2 separate regions of the Homo sapiens genome follow, and region 2 is linked to region 1. The links are chromatin loops, found by intact Hi-C in ENCODE. Cell type or tissue: PC-9. All regions are shown on one strand. Each heading gives the region's core, and the rest is flanking DNA. Links, peaks and the distances in the headings are about the cores only.

What was found. Peaks named below come from ENCODE experiments on the same cell type or tissue, not always from the same donor. Only the 100,000 strongest peaks of a DNase experiment are listed, where the experiment ranks them.
Region 2: it touches region 1 in a loop (8-fold over the local background); 2 of 110 quality-filtered maps call a loop at or near these places.

What each region holds. Positions count from the first base shown.
Region 1 is chr5:127,887,894-127,899,407 of GRCh38, reverse strand. All of the region lies in intron 6 of CCDC192 (coiled-coil domain containing 192), which reads right to left. Among named protein-coding and RNA genes, the nearest start is that of SLC12A2-DT, 190 kb to the left of the region's middle. In PC-9, for the core only: no CTCF peak of the experiment used is centred there; a DNase peak (open chromatin) is centred at 6,387; H3K27ac peaks cover 1,211 bases.
Region 2 is chr5:127,836,041-127,844,343 of GRCh38, reverse strand. All of the region lies in intron 5 of CCDC192 (coiled-coil domain containing 192), which reads right to left. Among named protein-coding and RNA genes, the nearest start is that of CCDC192, 140 kb to the right of the region's middle. In PC-9, for the core only: no CTCF peak of the experiment used is centred there; no DNase peak of the experiment used is centred there.

The DNA.
Region 1 (11,514 bases), core at 4,072-9,071:
CTCTCCTGCCAATGTGTGCATTGTCCAGGCTGATGAGGAGCTTGGTCAACAGCCTCAGAGCAGGGCTTGGATCTCTCTTTGGATGGTCCCTTAACCTTTCCACTGCTTTTCTTGAACACCTTTCTCTCCTCAGACAAATGTCTGTATAGAGAATGATCCCTGTTTGGTCCTCTTTTCTCCTCTGTATTAGAGCATTTCTTTCGCTTTATTGAAAAGAAGCTCCCCCTGTTCACTCCCCCCAAAAACGCAAAACAGAGAAATAAAGATGTAATTCCTAACTTTTGCTCTGGAGTTTAAAATTAGCAGCATTGTATAACATATGAAACTAAATTTCAAAATGTGTCTGTGAGTCATTCCTCATTCATAAAATGTATTTTCTTCCTAAACAGCTAGCTGACTCAAAGAAACCCACTCTCGCTGTAACCACTGCCCTGGAGCCAGAGTAGGTGCCACAGAAAAGGCAAAACTGAGGTTAGGGACCCTTGTTCACAGTGAAAATCTGTCCTCATTAGATATGACTTGTGTACCTTAGAGCCACAGGGGTTACTTAGAACACCATACTTTTGTCCTAAGTACAGAATTACTATGGATTTACCCTTGAACCATCTCAGTCACAGTAACCTCTGTCTTTCTCCCTCCCTCTCTCACCCCACCCTTCACTGAAGGACACTGCTTAGCATGAAGGGTACCATGCAGGGATGGGAACGGGCTCCCTGGAAGGCTGCTTTGTCCACATCTCAGCATTTCATGGAGTCAAAAAACCTTCTTGCATGCTCTGTTGTGTTCATGCTCAGCTCCTTCTCTTGTATTCCACCTCTCCCTTCCTCCTCCCTCCTTCTCACACCTGCAAAACAGGACCACTGCTAAAAGTAGGGCATGATTTCAGTTTTTCTTTTTCCTATTTAAAAATTACTACACCTACAAACAAGCTTTCTATTATATAGGAAACTCTGAATCAAGGAACTAAACCAGCTCCTCTCCTCTATTAACAGACATTTGGGCCGGGCACAGTGGCTCACGCTTGTAATCCCAGCACTTTCGGATGCTGAGGTGGGCGGATCATTTGAGGCCAGGAGTTCAAGACCAGCCTGGCCAACATGGTGAAACTCCCTCTCTATTAAAAATACAGAAATTAGCCATGCGTGTTGGTGGGTGCCTATAATCCCAGCTACTCGAGGGGCCTAGGCAGGAGAATCACTTGAACCCAGGAGGTGGAGGTTGCAGTGAATGGAGATTGCATCATTGCACTCAAGCCTGGGCAACAAGAGTAAAACTCCGTCTCAAAAAAAAAAAAACTGGACCATATTAAGGTCTCTTTCAGGCCCCATTAAATATACTAGGTCTCTTTCAGGCCCCGTTAAATATACTCTAGCAAGTTTTTAAGCTAAGCAGTTCTTAAGTTCCTATGTTAATCATAAAGCCAAAGTGAGCACTTTCACAATGATTACTGTTATACTGCCCAGTATGTTAAGCTTCTCATTTGATACCAGGGAGAGTCTTAATTAATGAATAGAATCAGGTCAATTAATTACTTCTGCAGCATAACTTATAGTCTAATATTATAAAGGTTACTTTTGAAGTAAACTACATGAGAAGTTGAAACATTCTTAAATATTTTCACATTCTCAAATGATCTTTTTCAAAAGTGCTTTCATAAACTAGAACACCTATTCTAATGCAAAATTTTAAAAGAAAAAAAAATGAGAATCCTCTCTAAAGGCTAATTCCTAAGAGGAAAAATGAAAAAGAAAAACCCAAAATACGATGTATGCACTTTTTCTAAAATTGCATTATTCCATATATACACAAGATTCTTTTCCATTGAATAATATTAAAAATCCTCCGAGGTCCTATTTCTTCCTCTAAAAGTGGCCTGGTTACATATGCCTGCTTTTACATCAAGAATTGCTCTGTCATAAGCACTTAGAACCCGAGAGCCTTAACTTTCACCTTCAAAAATATCCTACTGTGAATCCAGCTAAATACTTCAATGAACTTTCTTTTCCCTTTATCTGGTGCTACTTTTGCAGTGTTTCAGTATGAATTAATTGTGGACAGACATCATATCCCTTTTTGGCATATCCCTCTTTCCTATAAGAGACTGATTTTTTGTTGTTGATTTTTATTCTCGGGGGGCTGAATATAGAAATTTTCACTTTAAAATTGCCTTAGGTAAAATAAAGTGATTCTGATATAATGTAGGATATAATATCTAGTTCGTTAGATGGAATCAAATAATAGTCATATGTGAGGAGACTACTGTGTAGCTATTTATTTTGCTTGTCTGGTTATACTAAAAGTCTATTTAAAAGGCATAGAAGATGATAAAACCTTTAAAAAAAAAAAGAGAGAGAGACATTAGAGAAGAAATACAAAAGTTGACCTGCAGTTTTAAGCGAAAGCTATAAAAACTTCTGGTACATTTGCTCCATAAAGGAAATATTTTTCAATTCAAAGAAAGCATTATTTAGAAAGAAGAATAAAGTCAGTAGAGTCTGTAGGAGATACTCTATACTAGTAACCTAGTCACCATTATAAAAACATTCTGATTGAGCAATTATATTTATGGGATTGGTCCTTTGTGCTATACCAGTCATTATATGTTCTTTGGGTTTTTCTTTAATAAACCGCAAAACAGGAAACACAGAAAATGAAAAGAATCAGCTGGGCACAGTGGCTCACGCCTGTAATCCCAACACTTAGGGAGGCCGAGGCGGGTGGATCATCTGAGGTCAGGAGTTCGAGACCAGCCTGACCAACATGGAGAAATCCCGTCTCTACTAAAAATACAAAAAACAAAAAACAAATTAGCCAGGTGTGGTGGTGCACACCTGTAGCCCCAGCTGCTCAGGAGACTGAAGCAGGAGAATCCCTTGAACCCGGGAGGCAGAGGTTGTGGTGAGCCGAGTTCGCAGTGTTGCACTCCAGCCTAGGCAACAAAAGCGAAACTCCGTCTCAAGAAAAAAAAAAAAAGAAGAAGAAAATGAAAAGAATCAGGAGCTACAAGTGGGAAATTTTCATTCTTTGAATGGAGGGGAACCAAGTACCATGATTAAGGTCTGGAGCTTAAGATGAGAATTGAAAATGTGAAAGTGACTTTTAATTGTTTAAAATTATTATTATTATTATTTGTAGGGACGGGGGTCTCACTATGTTGCCCAGGCTGGTCTCTAACTCATGGCCTCAAATGATCCTCCTGCCTGGACCTCTCAAAGTGTTGGAATTGCAGGAGGGAGCCACCACACCCACCTGAAAGTGACGTATTAGTCTGATGGGTAAGTGCAATCAATCTCTTGTGATAGTCACTTAAAAATGCAAATTCCTGCATCTCAACACAGACATACTTATTCAGAATCTCTTCAAAAAGGGCCTAGGGACTTAAATTCCACCAAGTGGACTCTTATGTATGTTAACATTAAAGATTCAAATAAAGCCAATTTAGAGATTTTAAAAAATTATACGAAACCAATTGCCTGTTAATAATTAGTCCTCCTTCTAAGAACAAGCTAAGCAGCCACTGATAATCAGTAATATTTTTGTCTGAGGTGGCACTACTTTTTTTTTTTTTTGAGACAGGGTACGGCTGTCACCCAGGCTAGAGTGCAGTGGCGTGATCTCAGCTCACTGCAACATCTGCCTCCCAGGCTTCAAGTCATACCCCCACCTCAGCCTCCTGAGTAACTGGGACTACAGGTGTGCACCACCGTGCCTGGCTAATTTTTGTATTTTTAGTAGAGACAGGGTTTTGTCATGTTGGCCAGGCTGGTCTCAAACTCCTGGCCTCAAGTGATCCACCCACCTCGGCCTCCCAAAGTGCTGGGATTACAGGAGTGAGTTACCACACCCAGCCCTACTATTTTTTACCTAAGTATTTAATATCTTGCAAATTGTGCTCTAGATTTTATTTTTGTGCTTATTCATTTCTTAGGGAATACTCATTAAAACAAATAATCATTCAAGACTTTCTGATATGGGAAAAGGCATAATTGGCTAGGAGATCTGGATTCTGGAGCTAGCTTCAATCTTTTGATCTCTCTGGGCGTTGGCTTTTCTTTTCTGTAAAATATGAATTTGGACCAGAGCAGGAGCTGTGAAGGCAATGTCAGTAAGCAGAATCGGCCTGTGTAATCCCATCAGGAGTAATAGGAGATGGGGCAACTGGAGAGAACTCATTGCATTTAAGGGGTGGCCACTGTTCAGCTCTAACCAAGGATTGCCATGCAAGAATTCAGACCCACTGTTAGAAGAAGGTGGTGGGGGAGGGAGACCATCAGGAAGAATAGCTAATGGATGCTGGGCTTAATACCTAGGTGATGGAATGATCTGTGCAGCAAAATACCGCAGCACACGCTTACTTACGTAACCAAACTGCACATCCTACACATGTACCCCTGAACTCAAAATAAAAGTTGCAGGGAAAAAAAAAATTCAGCCCAGAGTTGCCAGATTATATAACTTTTCAAAGGAAGCTGGAAATCTTGTTTGCAATGTGAAATCTCTTGATTGTTAAATGGTTGAGACTATTGCAAAGTATCTAACATATAGCATGGGCAAATACTTTAAGGAACAATTAAAACACTTTGGTTGGCTGGATTTAGCCTATGGGCGAATTTGTGGCCTCATTAACAACCTTTCTAGTTCTAAAATCTTACAGATTTCTTACTTTTGTCAGCTATTTAGATCTTATATTACCATACTGGTGACTCCAGGCACCTGGAAACAATGCAAGTAGTAACTTGGAGAAGCTAGTTACTTAGCATTCCTTTATAGATTTAGATTCTTATTCATTTTCAAAGGGAATATCCTGAGAAGGTATTCAGTAGAATCTAGCTGTGGAAACTTACATTGTCCATTCAAAGTTAACATGTCATGGCTAATGACTATATTTATATAAATGAGTTAAAATTAGATAGGATTGGCCAGGCGCGGTGGCTCACGCGTGTAATCCTAGCACTTTGGGAGGCCGAGGCGGGTGGATCACGAGGTCAGGAGATCGAGACCATCCTGGCCAACATGGTGAAACCTGTCTCTATTAAAAATACAAAAAATTAGCCAGGCGTGGTGGCAGGCGCCTGTAGTCTCAGCTACTCGGGAGGCTGAGGCAGAAGAATGGCATGAACCCGGGAGGCAGAGCTTGCAGTGAGCCAAGATCACACCACTGCACTCCAGCCTGGGTGACAGAGCAAGACTCCGTCTCAAAAAAAAAAAAAAAAAAAAAAATTAGATAGGACTAAAGTATCCGAGCAATCAGAATGCCCACGAGTCATTAAGTCTATCCTTTAAGTAGTAGGGCCTGTATTTCCATGTCATATACACCTGCAATGGAGATAGGTAATTAGAACAAATAAACATTTCAGCTTTGTCTCAACTCTTTTACAAACCGCAAAGGCTTAAGCAATTTTCCTTTATCTTTTTGCTATAATTCATTCCATCTTTAAAGGTTTGGATTTTTTTTCCCAAAGTTTAGTTTTAATTTGGAATGAAATTTTTTTTTCTTTAATTTCAACTTTTATTTTAGATACAGGAGGTCTGTCTTAAATGTTAGAAAAATTAATGCATTATTGCTGAATTTTTAAAAATAGGCCATTGTGTAACTTACAAAGCCTGGTTTGGTATATATATATGCAACATTGACACCCCGTCCCCACACATACTTAAGTGTGAAAGATTCAATTCAGAAAGGTTTTGTTGGGCTGTATTTATAAATGTTTATCAGATTTCTGTCCCTTATGTTAAACTATCCTTTGTCATGTTGATGTTCTGGACAAGTTAGTAAGTTCCAGTTGGCATTTTATATGATACTGGCTCATTTGATATTTCCAGATTATCAAAAGCCTACGTGTTTATAGAAGAGTGTAATAACTCCTCCCCTTCCCCTCTTTTTGGAAGAGGTCTACGGACTGGAGATCTCTAAAGGTATAGTGAGAACACACTTGGACTGCAGTGGGTGTCCTTGTTCTGTTTTACTAATCCCAGGACTATGGGCAATAAGACCTAGCATTTGTTGATTCTCTGTGTGTCAGATGCTTTATATGTGCATTGCTCCCAATCTTACAACCACCTTGCAAAGTAGCTATTTTGATTCTCATATTAAAGTTGAGGAAATTGAGGCTCAGAGATAGTAAGGGACTTGTCTGAGTGACTGAGCTGGGATCTGGTCCTAATTCTGTGTAGTTCCAAATCCATATTCTGTTCATTACTTCCTGGTGCCTGCCAGTGTAGCTGGGTGGAGAGAGGGTTGTCTGGACCCCAGTTTTCTCATCTGTAAAACATGGGAGTGGACAAGATTATCGCTAAGGTCTGCTTGACTTCTAACACCCGATACTGATATTTTAGGGCTTTCTGCTATGGAGACTATGACTCATTCTTAGGCGAAACCCCCTTTGGATGTTTTCAGATATCTCCGATCCTGGCTGAGATTTTCAAACAGGATGTTGACAGATATACTTAATATTAATCTTGTCTCTTGCGGTATTTGGATTACTGCCAATTCTGTGTCACTCGAGACAATGGAGAGCATTATTTTCTCTGTTCTTTTATTTTCATACAAACCTACTCTACACTGTTTCTCTTCCTAACCCTGAGCTATGTGTTTCTATTTAACCAGCTCTTGCATTTAAAAATAAAATAAAATCTTTATTTGCACATTTGGCCAACTATAACACAGATTTCTGAGTACTTTATTTAAATTCATAATTATTCAATTTCTCTCTAGAACAATGCCACATCTTCATAAAACTAGTCAACAATGAGAAAATGATGTCAGAGGACTGCACTGCCAGTTGCCAAGTGAACTACTAGAGCTCACAAAGATAAAATTTAAAATTTCTTCCACATCACCTACATACCTGAAATGTACATATGCACTTCTGATTATAATGGAAACATATTTTGAGTTCATTTTAGATTTTTTAAAGGCATTTTGAATCCACACTACAGCTCAACTAATGTCAGCATCTTAGATACTAAACCAATTTCTCTATAAATTTAGAAATAACTACATCTGTATTTTTCTGTTCTGCTAGTTCCATCCAGGAGTTAATCTTTGTCATGTAATCAGAATTACATGGTAACAAAACAACAAACAACAGCACCTTAATTATCTCAGGATTGTCTACCTTTTCTTTTGAAATCATGTGTTTCTATGATGTTTAGTCTCTAATTTTAGGGCTTTCTCCACTGCTCCAAGTATATGATAGCATCAGATAATTTACAATTTGATTATGACATAAGCACATAACAATCTTCAAATGATAATTATTGTAACCAACATTCTTTATAGCTTCTTGGCTTTTTTTAGACTTAGTAATTTGCGCAACATCTTTCATTTCCATTCCTGTTAATAGTACTCTGATAAAAACCCAATAGTACTCTGATAAAAAAAAGACAGTACTTCTGCCTGTCTTTATGCAAGGCAGCAGTACTGGGTAATGTGGGAGGATACAAATATGCTGAAGATGTAATATATACCCTCGAAGAGCTTGTGGTCCAATGGGAAGAAATGGACAAAAATTGTTAGGTAACCTAAAAGATAGTAAATGCCATACATAAAAGCACTATCAGTTGAATACCATCATCTAGATGGAGTAGAAAGAACCAGAATGTGGTGGATTAAACAGCAAATGAGAGGGAGGTGAAGAAGTGAAGATAGTGTGTGGAGATAATCTTTTCAATATGTTGACCTTATTCCAAGGTGAGAGTGGGACAAAGAGACTGAGAAATGAGGCATCAAAGGAAGTTTTTACAGAGATGTGAAATACCAACATGTTCCTATGCAGATAGTAATGAGCTAGTAAAGAGAAGTATATGATGCATGCATGAGATGAGGCAAATAAGTACATCACTGGAAAGATGAGAATGATGAGTGTGGAGCACTAGGTGGAACGAGAGACCTTAAATGGGAGGAGGGACCCTTCTTCCACTCTAACAAAAAGCAATCAGGAGAAAACAAGTGAAGAAGCAAGAATTTAGATTTGGTAGTGGAAAGATGAAAGATAAGAATCCCTCACGGATGGCTTGTGTACTCTCAATGAGTCATAAGTAAGGTCATTTTCGGCTGGGCACAGTGGTGCACACCTGTAATCCTAGCACTTTGGGAGGCCAAGGCAGGCGGATCACCTGAGGTCAGGAGTTCAAGACCAGCCCGGCCAACATGGCAAAACCCTGTCTCTACTAAAAAATACAAAAATTAGCCAGGAGCGGTGGCAGGCACCTGTAATCCCAGCTACTCTGGAGGCTGAGACAAGGAGAACTGCTTGAACCCGGGAGGCTGAGGTTGCAGTGAGCCGAGATTGCGCCACTGCACTCCAGCCTGGGCGACAGAGCAAGACTCTGTCTCAAAACAAACAAACAAGCAAGGTCATTCTCCTGGGTGTACATAGAGGGGATGAAGAGAGAAGTTTGAAGAGAAGTGTGAGGGTACAGAATAGTGAGAAAGCAATCTATGGGGAAAAAAACATGGCTGCTTTGCTGAGCAAAATTATGTGTTCATCTGAGATCTATAACCATGCAAACAAAGTGAAACCAACCAGGTAGCAGTGGAGAACAGAGATAGATAGCTTCCACCAGATGTTTTGTCGGGCAAATGATGGAGACAGGGAATATGAGTATAAGAAAGAAAGTTTTAAGAAATAAATCTAGAAATAAGTGTTGAGGCCAGTTCATAGAGGGCCCTGAATGTCAGGCTAAAATATGTTAATTTTATTTCACAGGCAATGGGAATCCATGAAAGAATTTTTGACTGAAAATGATGTTCCCAAAACTGTCTTCCTACATAATTAACCTGTCTTAAGTGTAAAGCACTGAGTTGGTTAAAGAAAAGAAATTATGAGACTATCTGTGAAGGACCAGAGATTAGATAACGAAGCTCTAGATGGCTAGATGAAGGTAAGCAACAGTGGACTTGAGCCAGACCAATGAAGGTTAAATTCCTAAGCCTTTTTTTTTTTTTTTTTAAATACAGGGTCTCTCACTGCCATTCTGTTGACCAGGCTGGAGTGTAGTGGCATCTCAAAACACCAATCTTAGGTTTTACAATAGTGATGCTTATCTACAGGAGCAACTGGGAAAGTCACAAAATGACATCTCACTGTAGCCTCGACCACCCAGGCTCAAGTGATCCTCCCATTTCAGCCTCCTGAGTAGCTGAAACTACAAGCATGCACCACTACACCCAGCTATTTTTTTAAAAAAATTTTTGTAGAAATGGGGTCTCACTATCCTGCCTAGTCTGGTCTCAAACTCTTGGGCTCTAGCCATCCTCCAGCTTGGCCTACCACAGTGCTGGGATTACAAGTGTGAGCCACCATACATGGACAAGAGATCTTCGCATCTGTGAGATCCAGATCCATTTGGTGGGAACATCAGACCACATAGGAGACAATGCTAAGCACTAGACCAGAATTGGGCAAGGTATTACCTAAAACAGATGGAAGCAAACATCCATCAGGGGACATATTGATTAGTTAAGGAATGCAGTAAGAACCAGAAAAGTTACCTTGAATATTGGATCCAAAAAAAAAAAAAATTTATAAAACTGTTGACCAGTGGCATGGCCAGAGGAGGTCAGGAAGAGTTCAGAAAGAGGTGTGCAGAATGGACAGGTTCAAAGTGGCTGAAGGGATAGGCATGCCAATACAGGGGCCAGGTGCTGGCCCAGCGTGCCAACTGGGGTAGGGAGGCCAATCAATTTAAAGAGTAGAATAGAGGTTGGGCATGGTGGCTCACACCTGTAATCCCAGCACTTTGGGAGGCTGAGGTGGGTGGATCACCTGAGGTCAGGAGTTCAAGACCAGCCTGGTCAACATGGTAAAACCTCATCTCTACTGAAAATTCAAAAATTAGCAGGGCGTGGTGGCGAGCTCCTGTAAGCCCAGCTACTGGGGAGGCTGAGGCAGGAGAATTCCTTGAACCTGGCAGGCAGAGGTTGCAGTGAGCCGAGATGGTGCCACTGCACTCCAGCCTGGGGACAGTGCAAGACTCTGTCTCAAAAAAAAAAAAAGAAAGAAAGAAAAGAAAAGAAAAGGAAAAAAAAAGAAATATGCATGAGAAATCAGTCATTTAAAAGGGATAAGAGTATTTACTTATTTATTGCCTTAGATTAAATTAACCAAAAGGAAAGCTGATATAATTGAGGCAACAGAAGACTTGTAGATCTATCAGTTTTCTTCAGGAATGTTTTCAAAGGATGAAAGCTTTTTTATATAATAGAAGTAAAAGCGTTCAGCAGCATGTGCTCATGAAAAAGGAAAAAAGAAAACCTCAAACCAGTTTCCATTCCCATGAGCATTTATTCTGATGTGAATTCTTAGCATCTTGGTAGTGCTTTATTGATGAATAAATTAAGGTACTTTATTTTGTTTGCCATTATTTCCACATATGTATCTTTGTTTAGAACCCACAGCTTCTGCTAAATAAATTACCTCCCTTTGGCTTCAGATCAAAAACAACCTCAAAAGAAGGTCATCTTTTCTGAAATTCAATTATTGACTCTCTCTTGGGACTTACAAGGAAAAGTTATGGCTATGAAAAAGAAAAGATTAGCCCCTTGTATCTGGAAATTTTGTTTATAGCATCAAGATAGATGGATTATATAAGGTCTGGTTTAAATACTGTCTTCTTCTGCCACAGTTAATAAAACTAGGCACTGATTCTCACATTCAGAGTAGTCAGCTGTGTATTTCCCTCAATTTCTTTGACAGTGTCTTAGATTTGTGGAGTTAAGTACATTCTATTAAAAATTAGTATGTTCAATTCTAACTTTTGCTTCTATGACTACATGACACTTAGTGGTTAACATCCATAAATGAGAACAGTTAAATAAACGTGGCATTTCCATTTTCTCCTGCAATCCTATATGAATTAGAAGTATAGTGATACTAGATCTAGTATTCAGGAGCATGGTCCTGATTTCAAATATCTTTGAGTATGAATGTAAATTTATACGTGAGAATTTATGTCAAGAGATGTCCTGACTTTTTTTTTTGTTTGTTTGAGCCAGAGTCTCACTTTGTTGTCAAGGCTGGAGTGCAGTGGCGCAATCTCGGCTCATTGCAACCACTGCCTCCCAGGTTCAAGTGATTCTCCTGCCTCAGCCTCCTGAGTAGCTGGGACTACAGGCACCAACCACCATGACTGGCTAATTTTTGTATTTTTAGTAGAGGTGGGGTTTCACCATGTTTGCCAGGCTGGTTTCGAACCCCTGACTTCAAGTGATCTATGTACCTTGGCCTCCCAACGTGCTGGGATTACAGGCGGGAGCCACTGCACCCGGCTGTCCTGACTTTTAGATCTAACAATACGATCACAATACATATATAAGGTATTAAAAATTGAAAATTAAAAATATGTATTTTAAAGGAGTTCTCATGTTGAAAGCTTGTTAATCTTTAAAAAATAGTAAATAAGGTTGGGCGCGCTGGCTCGTGCCTGTAATCCCAGCACTTTGGGAGGCCGAGGCGGGTGGATCACGAGGTCAAGAGATCAAGACCATCCTGGCCAACATGGTGAAACCCT
Region 2 (8,303 bases), core at 230-5,229, 51 kb after region 1:
TTGCCTCATTAACAAGTTTAATCTACTTTGAAAATTAGACTTTGAGGCAAACAGGGATGAAATGATTAAGCTAGCACAGCTTCAGGTATAAATTTTCACTATGAGAAATGTATTCATTGCCTGCTGCAGGATCTGTCAAAGCACATATTCAATTACTGATGGCTTGCAAGATTTTTCCTGTCTTATGAGATGCCATGGAACAGGGCAAGAAGAAAGACACAAAAATGGGGCCATAAAGGCAAAGAAATATACACTGGCAGACTCTTGAAAAGGGATGATGTTGTTTATTTTACGTTTTTTATAGGGATGGGTTCAACACAAATTAAAATCTATAAAAATAGCTGGTCCATATAATGTCTGATAACCCAGGAATGCACACCTTTCTAATGTGCTAATATAAAGAAGATTAAAACAGTTAAACTAGAATATGGTTTTACATTTGTTTAAGCTACTTTTTTCCCTTCTTACATCACATAGAATGTTATCAAAGCTGATGGCATGAAGGAAGGGGAAAAGAAAGAAATCGCCTACATGAAAACCTGCAGACCTTGGGTAGGATCTGGTAATGTATTTCTTGCCTCTGGCTAAGTCAAGAGTTATTCTTGGGGCTGGGCGAGGTGGCTCATGCCTATAATTCTAGCACTTTGGGAGGGCCAGGCAGGCGGATCACCTGAGGTCAGGAGTTCGAGACCAGCCCGGCCAATATGAGGAAATCCCGTCTTTACTAAAAATACAAAAGTTAGCCAGGCATGGTAGTGCATGCCTGTAATACCAGCTACTCGGGAGGCTGAGGCAGGAGAAGCACTTGAACCCGGGAGGTAGAGGTTGTAGTAAGCCAAGATCACACCACTGCACTCCAGCCTGGGCGACTGAGCAAGATTCCGTCTCAAAAAAAAAAAAAAGAGTTATTCTTGGATAATTACTGTGTAAATGATAATAAAATCAACAACGGCTTAAATCCCTGGCAAAAAATTGAAGTCACTAAGAGATTAAAAAAAAAACTTTTGGCTGGCTGCGATGGCTCACGCCTGTAATCCCAGCACTTTGGGAGGCTGAGGCGGGTGGATTACGAGGTCAGGAGATCGAGACCATCCGGGGTAACATGGTGAAACCTCGTCTCTACTAAAAATACAAAAAAAAAATTAGCCGGGCATGGTGGCGGGCACCTGTAATCCCAGCTACTCGGGAGGCTGAGGCAGAAGAATGGTGAGAATCCAGGAGGCAGAGCTTGCAGTGAGCCAAGATCGTGCCACTGCACTCCAGCCTGGGCAACTGAGCAAGACTCCATCTCAAAAAAAAAAAAAAAAAAAAAAACTTGACTAAAATACAGCCCAGGAAATTAAGGTGATGAAGCAGAAAGTGTACACTATCACAGATGCCATGAAACTCCAATTCCTTGCACTTTTCGCCATAGGCAGTATGTCCAGGAAGGCTGCTCCCAACAGGCCCTGTATAGTGGAAGTTGTGACAGTCTCTATTTCCATTTTCATTTCTTTTGATTGTTTCCTCATCCAGAGAATTAGGGGATTAGCCAGGTTGCATCTAAGACATCATAGCTCTGAGTTCTAAGATTCTAGTATAATCATTGAGGCAATCTAGAGGGGTGAACATGTTGGCCAACTCTAGACCAGTTAGCTTGCAGATGTGTAGCATTCACTACATTTCAAAAGTTTCAATTAGTTGCCAATATTTAAAAATTGGAATATTTTGTAGAAAATTACACATGTATAACTGCTTTTGAAAGTAGGACTGGCTACATCGCTTTTGAAATCCAGTGCAAAATGAAAAGTCCAGGTACCTTTTGTTCAAAAATTATTAAGAATTTTGGCCGGGCACAGTAGCTCATGCCTGTAATCCCAGCACTTTGGAAGGCCAAGGTGGGAGGATTGCTTGAGCCCAGGATGTCAAGATCAGCCTGGGGAAGATGGCAAGACCACATCTTTACAAACAATTTAAATATTAGCTGGGCATGGTGGTTCACACCTGTCATCCCAGCTACTTCGAGGCTGAGGCTCCTAGGAGGATCCCTTGAAAACAGGAAGTTGAGTTAGCAGTGAGCTATGATAGTACTGCTGTACTCCAAGCTAAGCCGCAAAGTGAGACCTGTCTCTAGAAAAATTAAAAATACTAATAATAAAAAAGAATTTCAAGATGGGGATAGCAGAGCATCAAACCAGGTGTGGGTCCTTCTGAGTGCTGGCCCTGGGGCACTGCAGGGAATGCATGCCCTTGAAGCCAGCCCTGCTAGAAAATTCAGAGGAGCTGGCACCTCCGCCCATTTTCCTTACAAAAAGCAATGGGAGCTAAGTGGTGGCTCCCCCTTTAAAACAGAGCCTGTCTTCTCTGGGTCAACACAGCCTCTGTCACTCCCTTTTCTGTCCTCATTGAGGCCAAGCAATAGTCAACATTCATCATTGCACTTGCTCAGTGGATTTTTCACTGCAGCTTCACTGAACTCATTTACACAACCTGCCTGGCCCCTGTAGAAACAAGAGCTGTTCCCTCTGGTCCAAACATTAAAACTGCCCCCATACCAAGGCATGCTTACTGATCACTCGTTGGGCTGGTGACCCAAGGCTTGGGTCATGGCTCATGACCATGGGAGCCACCCATACACACGTTGGACAACTCCGTTTGTTCTAAGACAGTGTAGTCAAGGGTGAGTATATGTTAAGAAGCAGCTCAGCATGGACCACAGGGCCTCCCCACTCCAGGACCTCAACATGCCTTTCTTGCTCCAGAGGGGTTACATGGAATAATGCAGACTAGGAGACAGATGAAGCCTCTTTCATTCTAGTATTCAAAGAAATCTACCATTTTATGAAAACTTGAAAGATTGTGTTCTAAAATGAAAACCAAGATTAAAAAAAAATTGGCAAACACAGATGCTAGTTTAAAAAATCACTCCTTGTTTGCAAATCAACACCCACACAAAATGTTGAACATCAGTCATTCCCTTCAACCCCATCTGGTGCACATTGATGAATCTTTCCCCTGAGAGAAAGTAATGCACTTTGGGAACTCAGAGGACAAATCTGAAGGGCTCAGCTCTTCCAGGTTATAATATACTCCGAAATTATGTGCTTTGTTCTCTTGAGCCTCAAAATTCACCATAAGCTAAAAGTGTATTTCGGACTCCACTATACTGTTGCTCCACATCCTAATACTAATTTGCCTCTTAAGGGCACATACAAACTGAAGAAATGTCTTTCTGCTAACAGTTCCTTTTCCTCTTTGTTTGACATGATGTTGTTCCTGGCACTGTAAAGTATTTCAATTTTTGGGACCATTTCCAGGTCACATCTTATTTCTATACAAGATTTGTTCTATACAAAACCTGAAAAGGCTCAAAGGTCAGGGTTCTGGTTGACTTGTTTTGCCAGATTTCTCCCACTTGGTCAACATTTTTACTTCACTTCCTAGCTGAAGCCTGTGCCAGTGCTTTTACATTCATCAAACTTAAAAACCCACATGGTAAATATTTGGTAGAAACTTTATATGTGAGTAATTAAAAACATGATAGATTTAACCCTTAAGTGAGCAATATGATGAAACGTATTGCTTTTTATTGCTTCTAGTAACTCTTTCTCTTTCACTAGTCTTGCTCTTAAACCTAGATAATGATGAATATTTTACATTTAGTCGTAATAGGTCTTTTTCAAAAAGTGCTTAACTTCCTGGAGTCTTACTGCAGCTCAAAAAAATGTGAAATAATTTAACAATTTAATAAATTAATTAATAATTTAATAAAATAATTTTACCACACCTTCATTTTTGTACTTGTCTTTATTCTGTTCTATTGACATTTATGTATACCATTATAGGCACATACATTGCATGTTTTCCTATATGTATGTCTTTATTTTGTTTACTTGTTTGGAATGTTCTAAGAAAAAAGACTGCAAATGTGCTTTTTTTCTTTGAAGCTTTATTTCTACTCCACCCATGCAACTACAGGGCTCTGTGTGTCCTGTGGTTACTCAATAAATATTAGGGATACAGAGATAATTTGACGATTATAAAACTTAAGCCAACCTCAAACTTTCTTCACTTCCTCTTTTTCTTTCTCAGCCTTATACATTTAACTTCTTACCCAGTTATTTAAGAATGTCAAGTCCAAGAATCCTATGTAATGTTGCTTTCTAAAACAATGGCTGTATTTTCTACTTGTGGCTCTCATTCCTAGCCAGCAAGGGTAGGGGACTCTGGCTTCAGGTTTTCATGACAGCCACCCTCAGACCTCTCAAATTGAAACATCAACCTTCACCCTCAGGGTCTTTGCTAGCCATCCTAAGTGAGTCTGCAATAATGGCTCACATTTGTTAAGTGTTTATTAAGTGTCATATGCTCTTCTGAGAACTTTACATAGATTGTTTTATTTAATTCTCATGAAACTTTATGAAGTAGGTGCAAATATTACCATAGTTCTTTGAGGCTCTGATGCATTTTTTTTCAAATCTCTGAAATAAGAATTTGCCTTAAGATGGAGTATTGGCAGTATTTTTAAAAACTCTTATTTGTACATAAAAGGATCATATATATATATATATCTTACAATCCATAGACTCTTAGTGTGATGAAATACAGTATCCCTATTCAATCGGCAAGGATACACAGCTCAGAGAAGTTAACCTAAGGTCACGAGGCTGTACAGTCATTCCAGAGCCCAGTCCCTTGACCACTTCCCTGCAATGTTGTGTAATGGTACTTGCCACTTTTCTCCATAATTATATCTTTATAAAAATATTCAAATTTATTATTTTAAAAACCAATGATTATTTTTATTTTGTGATTTAAAAGTTGACCTGTATTCATTATAAAAACTTTAAAAATAGAAAATTTAAGAAAGAATTATAAATCACCTGAAATTCTACTAAGATTACTATTGCTAACATTTTGGTATATTTTCTTCCTGGCTTTTGTTTTCTTATGTACATTAAAACATACTTTATAACATTTGTAGCATACTAATACATATAACATTTGTAGTGATGTGGTTATGTATTCCTCTCTTTTCACTTAACACTGAATGATGACCATTTCCCCTTGCTATTATATGTTCTGTGATAACATGACTTTGAATGGTCATCTACTTCCTCTTGTGGAGTTGTACTGTAATTTAACACTTAGTTTGTTTCCAGTTTTTCACCTTAAGCACTTGTAATAGGTAGCCTTATTATTGCCTTAGCATTCCAAGAACTGTTTATACTTATTTTTAAGTTATCAGGCCTTTCTCAGTTTATCAAGAGAATTAAGAGTGTATACCTTCCATATGGAGGAAGACCTGTATGTCTTAAGTGTCTGAAAAATCCAGGGTTCAGGTGAAAACCATTTACCTAAAGAGAATAACAGCTTCCTGTGGAGCTGCTACTTGGCATTGTTCAGCCTCCTTGGGAGGGGATGTAATCTCACGGGAAGAGGCCCAGGCTGTCAGTGTGTTTGAGGCTGAGTCACCCCAGCGACAGTCTTTGCTGCCTACCAGTTCTGGTCACACCACTGAAGTACAGACTACACACAGGATGCTGCTTTCACAGTGTTGAGGAGAGAGTGTGGGATACACAGGAAGAGTGAATATGGAAATTGGGGTCTAGGCAATCTGATGTGTACATTTTTAGCGCTCTTGATCTTCTGAGCCTCATTTTCTTTTTCACCTCTTCTCAGTACTGGCAACAAGGAGGTGAAATGTACAAGTAACCATCGTAGCAGAACTCAGTCTTTAAAAAAGGTTTCAGTGGACCTAAGAAAAGGAAGTTTTAAGAGAGACCATGGGAAGACTGCACATTCTTGACAACCCATCCACCTATCCTGAGAAAGACATTCTGTACCTATTCCACCTTCAGAAAATAAACACTGTCAATTGTGGCTTTTATTTCCTGAGTACATACATGTTTACTAATATAATTAAAATGCATCTTGAAAATTAATGTCCCCTGAAGACGAAGAGGTATTATTTTCTCAGTATCACCAATTAAAAGTCTTTAATAACATCTTTCCATTTTCAGTTGAACAATTTAGAACTCTTTAAGTGACCATGACTATAATTTTCTCTAAGTGAAACAAAAATACATTATTCTTGTTATGTCCTTATTAATACTCACGCCAACTATATGTGACATTGTGCTAGGTGCTGTAGAAACTAGGCTTCTTGCTTTCCCAGAGGCTACAAAGTGAGGCAAAGTTTGAAGGCATTGTAGGAGTCAGGGAGATGAAAGAAGACTGAACAGGATTGCTTACCCATGCGGGGTTGAGAATTGGGTAGATAACGTCTCTTTGCATAACCAATACTTAATAGAGAGTTCACATTTCAGAATCTATGTTATGGAATCTGGCCTAATTCTTTTCTTTTTTTGAGATGGAGTCTTGCTCTATCACCAGGCTGGAGTGCTGGAGTGCAGTGGTGCAATCTCAGCTCACTGCAACCTCCGCCTCCTGGGTTCAAGCAATTCCCTTGCCTCAGCCTCCTGAGTAGCTGGGACTACAGGCGTGCACCACCATGCCTGGCTAATTTTTTGTATTTTACTAGAGATGAGGTTTCACCATGTTGGCCAGGATGGTCTCCATCTCCCGACCTCATGATCTGCCCACTTCGACCTCCCAAAGTGCTGGGATTACAGGTGTGAGCCACTGAATTAGCCAGAATCTGGTCTAATTCTTATTCATCAGTACAAAATAATGAAGATTTGTTTGGAGACAAATGGTGCCAATTTCCAGGTGGCTCTTGGCCATAGTGAAGTGTAATCCCTGTGCACAAAGTGTTTACATTCTGATATGGTTAGGCTTTTTGTCCCCACTAAATCTCATATTGAATCATAATCCCCAGGTGTTGAGGGAGAGACCTAGTGGGAGGTGACTGGATCATGGGAGTCGTTTCCTCCATGCTATTCTTATGATAGTGAGTGAGTTCTCACAACATCTGATGGTTTTACAAACATCTGGCATTTACCCTGCTTGCACTTCTCTCTCACCTGCCACTATATAAGATGTGCCTGCTTCCTCTTCCACCATGATTGTAAGTTTCCTGAGGCCTCCCCAGCCATGTAGAACTGTGAGTCAATTAAACCTGTTTTCTTTATAAGTTATCCAGTCTTGTGTATGTGTTTATAGCAGTGTGAAAAAGGACTAATACAGTAATTTGGTATCTCAGAGAGTAGTGTACTATGATAAAGATACCCAAAAATGTAGAGGCAATGGGAAATGAAACAAATGTACTCTTGTTATGCTTAGCAAAGAGACTGGTGGCATTTTACCCCTGTCCTAGAGATCTGTGGAACTTTCAACTTGAGAGAGATGATCTGAAATTGGAACTTATGTTTAAAAGGAAAGCAGAGTATAAAGGTTTAGAATATTTGCAGCATGACCATATAGTAGAAAAGAAAAGCCCACTTTCTGAGGAGGAATTTAATAAGTTGCAGAAAGTTGCATAAGTAACAAGAAGCCAAATGTTAATTACCAAGGCAATGGGGAAAATGTCTCCAGGGCATGTCAGAGACCTTCATAGCAGCCCCTGCCATCACAGACCCAAGGCCTAGGAGGGAAAACTGGTTTTGTGGGCCTGGTCCAGGGGCCCTCTGCTGCTCTATGCAGCCTTGGGACTTGGTGCCCTGCATCCCAAAAGTAGCTAAAAGGGGCCAACATACAGCTAAGGCCATTGCTTCAGTGGGTCCTATCCCCAAGCCTTGGTGGCTTACACATGGTGTTGAGCCTGCAGGTGCACAGCAGTCAAAAATTAAGGTTTGGGAACTTCTGCTTAGATTTCAGAGGAGGTATGAAAATGCCTGGATGTCCAGGCAGAAGTCTGTTTCAGGGGTGAAGTCCTTGTGGAGAATCTCTGCTAGGGCAGTGCAAAGGGGAAATGTGGGATTGGAGCCCCCATACAGAGTCCCCACTGGGGCACTGCCTAGTGGAGCTGTGAGAAGAGGGCCACCAGACCCCAGAACACTAGATCCACTGACAGCTTGCACCATGCACCTGGAAAAGCTACAGACACTCAAGGCCAGCCTATGAAAGCAGCTGGGGCAGGGAAGCTGTACCCTGCAAAGCCACAGGGGTGGAGCTGCCCAATGCCATGGGAGCCCACCTCTTGTATCAGTGTGGCGTGGATGTGAGACATGGAGTCAAAGAAGATCATTTTGGAGCTTTAAGATTTGACTGCCCTGCTGGATTTTGGACTTGCATGGGGCATGTAACCTCTTCATTCTGGCCAATTTCTCCCATTTGGAATGGGAGCATTTATCCAATGCCTGTAGCCCTATTGTATCTTGGAAGTAACTAACTTGCTTTTGATTTTACAGGTTCTTAGGCAT